2 separate regions of the Homo sapiens genome follow, and region 2 is linked to region 1. Evidence: chromatin contacts called from ENCODE Hi-C or POLR2A ChIA-PET data. All regions are on one chromosome and are shown on one strand. Each heading gives the region's core, a stretch centred on a gene start or an enhancer-like site at or near the end of the contact. The rest is flanking DNA. Distances are from core to core; before and after follow the strand shown.

Region 1 (4,255 bases), core at 1,703-4,202:
TGGGATGGTGGGGGGTAGGGGTTGGGGGGTGGAGGTGGCATTGAGCCAAGATCATGCCACTTCACTCCAGCCTGGGCGAAAGAGTGAGACTCCATCTCCACAAAAAAAAAAAAAAAAAAAGAAAAAAAGGAAAATGTGGTACATATATACCATGGAATACTATGCAGCCATAAAAAAGCACAAGATAATGTCTTTTGTAGGAACATGAATGGAGCTGGAGATTATTATCCTTAGAAAACTAATGCAGGAACAGAAAACCAAGTAGCACATTTTCTCTTATAAGTGGGAGCTAAATGATAAGAACTTACAAACACAAAGAAGGAGACAACAAACACTGGAGTGTGGAGGATGGGAGGAGGGAGAGGAGCAGAAAAGATAACTATTGGGTACTGAGCTTAATACCTAGGTGATGAAATAATCTGAACAACAAAGCCCCATGACATGTGTTTACCTATGTAACAAACCTTCACATGTACCCCTGAACCTAAAAGTTAAAAAATTTTTATATCATAAATTTATATACCATATTTTAAAGTACACAATTCAGTGCTATTTAGTATACTCACAGAGTTGTGCATCCAATAATACTATCTAATTCAAGAACATTTTTATCACCAAAAATGAAATCCTGTACCCATTAACAGTCACGACCCATTCGTCCCTCCCTCCAACCCCTGCAAACACTAATCTTTGTTTTTGTGAACTTGGTGATGATAGACATTTCATATAAACAGAATCATATAATGAGATCTTTTGTGACTGGCTTCTCTCATTTACTGTATCTTCAAGGTTCATCCATGTTGTAGCATGTATCAGTACTTTATTCCTCTTTATGGCTGGATAATATTTCATTGTATGGCTATACTACATTTTATTTGTTCACTGGTTAATGGACATTTGGGTTGTTTTCAGTTTTTAGCTATTATGAGTTAACACTCATATACAAGTTTTTCTTCTATGGATATGTAAAACTGACCCAATAGTCCTACAGATAGCTTTTTTTGATAAACATAGAAATTGACCCTTCTGGTCTTAAAAGAAATTTATATTTGTTTATCTGAGATCCTTCCTCAGGAAATGACCTTCAGGTCTCTCAAAAAAAAAGTATCAAAGAACTGAAACTCACCAGATCATTGCATCCAGACAATGAGATGGGGGAACCCTCATTCATCCTAATTGCTTCCTTGCTCCTACCTAGATCCTGTTTTGTTACAGTTTGTTTCATTTCTTCCCTACTATATAAAACCTTAGTTTTAGTTGGTCAGGGAGATGGATTTCAGACTGAGCTCCTATCTTCTCAGCTGCAGCACCCGATTAAAGCCTTCTTCCTTAGCAATACCTGCCCTCTCAGTGATCTGGCTTTCTGTGCAGTGAGCAGCAGGACCTAGACTGAACCCCTGGTGTTTCAGTAACACATTTTCAATTGTCTTGGGTGTGTACTCAGGAGTGGAACTGCTGAGTACAGTAACTTTTTTGTACATACACACACACATTTTTATATTTTTATAAACATATTGTTACATATATATATATATATATATATATATATATATATATATATAACATTTTCAAGAACTCCCAGACTGTAGTACAAAGCCACTGTACCATTTTCCATTCCCTCCAACAGTGTATAAGGCTTCTAAATTCTCCACATCCTTGCCAACACTTGTTATTGTCTTTTTTATTATAGCCATCCTAGTTGGTGTGAAATGGTATTTCACTGGGGCTATGCTTTTCATTTCCCTTTCATTTTCCAGAATTTCCAGTTCCTTTTATTATAAAGTCTAGCATGTAATAAGACTCAATAAATGTTTTTTGACTCCTTAATTCATTTCCTCATTAATTCATTAAATATGTACCAAGAGCCTACTATGTATACCAAGGCCAAGAACACAGCAGTGAACAAAATAAGCAAAACTAAATGAGGAATGAATAACCAAAATGCCAGTAACAATGAGGGTTAGTCTTTAGCATAAAGGTGGTTCTCTTGGATTCCTGGCAGGTGGATGGGTCCCCCAGTGATTCTGCCATCCCCTCCACGTCTATTCATCATGCTATGTTGAGTGTGATTTATGAAGCTCCAACATCAATTCAAGAGGATCGATTCCTAATCCAGAGGTGGGTATAAGTTCAGATTTAAGAGTGTGACAAGAGCTAATATTACTGCTGTCATTGCTCTCCTGCATGCATGATGAAGGAACATCTATTATAGCCTGGCACGTGTTTCCTCCTTTTCTGTTAAAAGCCTCGCAAATTTTCTAGGGGAATCAGCCTTCCCCTACACCCATTCAATCATTCAACAGATATTTTTTGTGCACTACTCCATGCCATATATGCTTCTAAGTGCTGAGGATATAGCAGTGAACAAAACCAACAAAGTAAAGATACCTATGGAGCGCAGAGCGCACACTCTAGGGATTAGGCCCATGTGTTTCAGGCAGAGATGATTGTACTCCTTATTTCAGGGGGCACATGGCCAAGGCACAGCCAATCACAGTAGCAAATCCCCAGGGCTCTAGTGGCTGGTTCAAGGAAAAGCTTATGACCCACATGAAGCCAACCATGAGACTTGCCAGAAGGTAAGAGTGGTGCTCTGTTTTCTCTTTTTCTTGAACTAGAAGATATAAGCCTAGAGCTTCAAGGGGTCACCATGAGGAGATAACCTGCCCAGCATGACTGTACCAAAGAAAGCGAAGCCAAGAGACAGAGAGAAAATGTGCAAGCCCTAATGACTGAATCCCTAAAATAAGACATGCCTGAAATATGATACTGCTGGACTTCTCAGGTCGATAGATTTATGTGTTTATTTTGCCTAAGCCACTTGGAGCTAGGTTTTCTCTGTTTTGCAACTAAAAGAGCCCTCGTTAATACACAAAGTATTTTTTATGAAACCTAAACAAAACTGGATAAGCCAGGATCACTCTAATTTCATGACTTGCCCAGCTTCTCTCGATCCCAGCCACAAAGGCCCCAGCACAGATACAACCAGGCCTACTGGCCCTGTAACTCGGACCACATCCTAATACAAACCTGTGCTGCATCCTGTGGTTAAACCTGGCTTTCCCCCTCCTCCTTTTCCCTTTTCTAAGACCTTTAGCCTTTTGTCAAAGAAAGAGTTTGTGAGTAATGACAAGAACTTCTCTCTTCAATAACCTGCTGCTCTCCCTTTACTCCCGCGACATGCTTATAAAATTGGAAACTGACAAACGGGCCCAGGGTTGATAAATGGGCCAAAGGAAGACCAATGTTTGCCCCATGCTTGAATGAAACTTCACATTTGCTTCATTTTTATTTTTCTGCTATACAATTTCATTTCCACTGAGGAGTTAATAGTGAAACCTACCCTGAGGAATGTCACTGTTTGAACTAGATTACAAAATATTAAGGAAATGAAATAAACTCTGATTTTTCTTTTCCTTTTAGGAGGGAGAAGCTAAATAAAGCTGGCTTCCCGAAACTACTCATGAAAGGAAACCTTCAATGTGACAAAAATGATAAGAACTCTGTGAACAAAAGAGGCAAAAGTTATCAATAAGGCAGCTTGGGTCACCGGGCCAGGGAGATGGGAGGATTTGAACCTCAGAATATTCTAACTAGGCGAGCAATGTCACACTGCTGATGCAGAGTGTCAGATACAATCAGATCTTACCCACTTGAGGGTTTCTTGTGTCCCATTAAACTTAACTGCCTGAGGACTCACTCTGTTCAATGTTTGAAGTGGAACTGAGATTTAAGACAGATGTATCACATACTTTTTAATAAACTCAATCTTAACGAGCTTGATTTAGCCATTCCACAATGTATACACATTTCAAAACAACATGTTGTACACAATAAACATATACATGTTTTATTTGTCGATTATAAAAAATAAGTAAGAAATGTTATTTTCTAAAAAAGAAAATCAGATTTGGCAGAAAATCAGATTACACAAACTCACAATGGCTGAAGTTGGCAGAGGGTCTTATGAGAACACCATGTTAGGGATGAGGAGAGAGGTTCAGGGAAGGCTTCCCACAAAAAGAAGAGCTGGCTGGGCGCGGTGGTTCATGCCTGTAATCCTAGCACTTTGGGAGGCTGAGGCAGGCGGATCACGAGGTCAGAAGATCAAGGCCATCCTGGCTAACACAGTGAAATCCCGTCTCTACTAAAAATACAAAAAATTAGCCGGGCATGGTGGCACATGCCTGTAGTCCCAGCTACTCGGGAGGCTGAGGCAGGAGAATCACTTGAACCCGGGGGGCGAAGGTTGCAG
Region 2 (4,089 bases), core at 1,276-3,775, 120 kb after region 1:
TATATATGTATGGTATGATCCCAATTTTGTTCTACAAACTGAGTGCATATAATCTAAAGACACCTAAGTATGAACAACAGCACTTTTGGGTTATGGAATGGAAAGCTATTTGTATTTTCTTTCTAGTATTTTCCAAATTTTCTACAATTAACATGTATTTTAAGAGAATTTTTAAATAAGGGGTTTAAGACTGCAGGAATACAAATCAGAAATGGGGTATCTATGCTATATTAGCCTGATCTTCGGTCTGCCTCTTATCTGAACAGAGCTAACAAATGAAGAAGTATTTATCTGATCACAGAAGTTCTTAATTTACACGTTCAAAACCCAAGTGTCCAGTAACACTTCCAGTGATGAACAACACTTTCCTAGAAATAAAAAATTCTTTTTTACTCTGCAAACTTGCCACAGACAGAGAACCATAGTTGTTTCCCTCCCTCACCTATCGCATCCAAATTTCTCTATCACTGGCCATGCCATAAAACTGTCACTAAGTTAAAAGAACGGGCTGGGCATGGTGGCTTATGGCCTGTAATCCCAGCAATTTGGGAGGCTAAGGCCAGAGGATCACTTGAGCCCAGACGTTCAAGACCAGCCTGGGCAACAAAGAGAGGCCTTGTCTCTACAAAAATTTAAAAAATTAGCCGGGCATGTTGGGACATGCCTGTGGGCCCAGCTATTTAGGAGGCTGAGGTGGGAAGGTCACTACAGCCTGGGAAGTCGGGGCTGCAGTGAGCCATGTTCACGTCACTATACTCCAGTCTGGGAGACAGAGTGAGACCTTGTTTCAAATACACAAATAAATTAAATAAATAAAAGAATGCCTCCTGGTGTTACCTACTCACAGGAGCAGGGCCCTTAATGACTCCTGGCACACTCATTTCTGATGCTCTTGGCATCCTGAAAAACACAAGACACAATGGTGGAATCTTTACACTGGGGCCTTGGCAACCCATTGCTCTAATAAGCCCGTGCCCAGAGAGGTAAAATGTCTTTCCCTCAGCCACACAGCCAGCAAAGCAGGAATGAGAGTCCAGACCATTTGCCTCCACTTTGACCAAGTGCTCTTTCCACCACTATGACATTTCAGCATGAACTCTTGGAAATAAACTTTGTACAAATCACGTGCAGGTATTAAATTCATACCAGCAAAACCAGAAGAAGAAGACAGAAATTTATTCTACCAAAAATGAAACGCATGCAGGAGAAAAAGTGAAGACTCAATCCTAGGCTAAAAAAGACACAGCTCTGCCTAGAACATGTTCAACTGAAGAAACAATGAGTGCACTGTGCTTGGGCAGCAGGTGTCCTGAACAGAAACTGCCTATCACACCGAAAGCTTTCTGGTCCTAGCACTGGCCCTGTTGATAACACTACAGTCCCACTGTTCAAAGAAGAACAAAAGGCTTTCAACAAGATAAAACTACACTTGCACCAAGCCACCTGTGAGAGACAGGAAAGATGCATGCACCAGTGTTAGAAATAATAAATGTCTGAAGGCATCAAGTCTGGCCTCTTACTTCCAAAATGACCCAAGTCTTAAGGGAAAGACATTAGTGGTTTCAAAAATTAAGAGATGCCAGGCACGGTGACTCATACTTGTAATCCTAGCACTTTGGGAGGCCAAGACAAGTGGATTGCTTGAGCCCAGGAGTTCGAGACCAGCCTGGGCAACATAGTGAGACCCTATCTCTACAAAAAATTTTAAATATTTATCCAACATGGTGACTCATGCCTGTAATCCTAGCACTCTGGGAGGCTGAAGCAGGCAGATAACTTGAGGCCAGGAGTTCAAGACCAGCCTGGCCAACATGCCAAAACCCTTTCACTTCTAAAAATACATAAATTAGCAAGGCATGGTGGCACACGCCTCTAATTCCAGCTACTCAGGTGGCTGAGGCAGGAGGATCACTTGAACCCAGGAGGAGGAGATTACAGTGAGCTAAGATAGCAGCACTGTACTCCAGCCTGGGCAACAGAGTAAGACTGTCTCAAAAAAAAAAAAAAAAAAAAAAAAACCCGGGCATGATGGCACATGCCTGTGGTCCAGCTATTCAGAAGGCTGAAGTGGGAGGATTGCTTGATCCTGGGCGGTTGAGGCTGCAGTGAGCTGAGGTCTCACCACTGCACTCCAGCCTGGGCAAGAGAACAAGACCCCGTCTCAGAAAAAAAAGAAATAAAGAAAACAATACAGTCACTAATAATTAAAATAATCCTAATCCTTCATCGCTTATGTCCACACAGCCTTGGAGTAAGAGCAGGCTTTTTTCTCTCTTCTTCAAGATTATTTCTTTGAAACATTGTTTACTTCCACTTTTTGTGTTACATCTACCTATGGTATCCACGCCACACCAATCAGAAACCCAGGAGTCTCACAAAATGGGAATAGTCTGAAAAGCCAGGGGAGAGAGGAGGACAGGTGGCAATGACAAACTCAGAAACAATCCCTGAAAGGTCTTTACTGAGCTCCCTTCTCGTCATCCTTTCCCGACTGTGCATCAGGGCAACAAAGGCATGAACTGTGAGGCTGCGCATAAAGCCGCGGCCCGGGCTGATGTGATCTGGCTTTGCGAGAGCCCGAACAAACACAATGGCTCTGTCCCGCCTCAACTGAGAAGTCAGGCGCTGGGTGAAAAAAGAAAATGCTTTTTCTCCACCCAAAACCACTTCTCAAACCCCTACCATATATTCCCGTGACGGATCCTGAAGGCAACACAATGTCAGCAGTTTATTTATTCCCTTTGATGCCTCAGTTCTAACAGTAAACATTAATGTCTGCAGCAGGCAAACGGAATCAGGGTCTTGTTGGTATTTCACAATGAAATCATAGCTTTGTGGTGAGTATTGTTCCAGTAACACCTTAAAGTCATTTGTAAGATAATGAGGGTAAGTTTAAATGTAGCAGTCTGATAAAATAACCTCTAACCCAAGAATCACAAAGTAGATTAAAGCTTACTGAAGTCACCAAGTTATTTTTCTCAACAGAAGACTAAACAGAAATGAGAACTGGATTTGATTCATAGATTGTGAAATCCTTTTTTATTCAAAACCTTGGTCATATGTCAGTTGGTCTTTGGCCTCCGTGAATGGATCTGGCAAAATGTGCACCCAGACACTGCCACCATTTGAGGATCTTCAATGTTTGGCCAGCTTTTTTTTTTTTTTTTTTTTTTTTTAAATGAGGAGTTTCCCTCTTGTCTCCCAGGCTGGAGTGCAGTGGCACAATCTCAGCTCACTGTAACCTCCACCTCCTGGGTTCAAGCGATTCTCCTGCCTCAGCCACCCAAGCAGCTGGGATTACAGGCGCGCACCACCACACCTGGCTAATTTTGTAGTTTTAGTAGAGACAGGTTTCACCATGTTGGCCAGGCTGGCCTCAAACTCCTGACCTCAGGTGATCCACATGACTCAGACTTTTTTGTTTTTACTAATGTCACAGGGAAGGTCTCTCCTTTTCAAGCCTGATTCCAGAAATATCCACCAAGCCAATTCAACACAGCTGAAATTTCTATGTCAAAATGACCAGGCAGACAAGGCAAGAAGGAACACACTGGAGCCCACTCCTCTAGGGCTGTGAAAATTTGTTTAATTTTGGGAACCATTGATTTACTGCATTAACTTACTTAAAAAAAAGTATTGGAATATTTTTATTATAAAAATTAGATTTACAGTATTGATAAATTTACAGGTTAAAATGTCTGGGAAAGAAGAATATAAATTGTTTGAAAGAATGAGGGTTCGTTAAAAAAAAATTTTCTTTCAAAAAGAATCTATCACAGGTAACCAAAAAAGAACTACTATGAAAACCGAAACTGGCATCCAACAAAGTCTGTGACTGATAACCTTAGGGCAGTTTGGAAAAGGGTTCATGTAATAACTTTCCCTGTAGGATTTCAACTAGGGGAAGGCGAATATTAATTAATTAATAGGTTCACTAATGTTTTTAAAGCTGTTCTGAAACAAGGGATGAAGAAATTAACAGATTTAGAGGTTGTGGTTCCAGGTCTGCTACTTATGACCCAAGGATAACTAACAGCCTCTTTAACCTCTGTTCCATCATCTATAAAACTAGGATGATACTATTAGCCA

What was found. A loop is a pair of places that touch in the nucleus more often than their neighbours do. ChIA-PET counts read pairs that join two places held with the same protein, here RNA polymerase II (POLR2A). Pooled maps may share reads with other maps.
Region 2: a pooled map shows a loop between it and region 1 (2.0-fold over the local background). The contact joins two enhancer-like sites. A Hi-C loop is called at or near these places in 1 of 50 pooled maps. POLR2A ChIA-PET finds 5 or more read pairs at or near these places in 5 of 52 experiments (A549, H1, HEK293 and 2 more).

The regions. Positions count from the first base shown.
Region 1 is chr4:41,025,844-41,030,098 of GRCh38, forward strand. The region is part of intron 5 of APBB2 (amyloid beta precursor protein binding family B member 2); the gene reads right to left. Among named protein-coding and RNA genes, the nearest start is that of APBB2, 190 kb to the right of the region's middle. Within about 2 kb of position 2,953, at least 3 of the 41 ENCODE cell types and tissues checked have a DNase peak (open chromatin) inside an H3K27ac peak, as active enhancers do.
Region 2 is chr4:41,144,331-41,148,419 of GRCh38, forward strand. The region is part of intron 1 of APBB2 (amyloid beta precursor protein binding family B member 2); the gene reads right to left. Among named protein-coding and RNA genes, the nearest start is that of APBB2, 68 kb to the right of the region's middle. Within about 2 kb of position 2,526, at least 16 of the 41 ENCODE cell types and tissues checked have a DNase peak (open chromatin) inside an H3K27ac peak, as active enhancers do.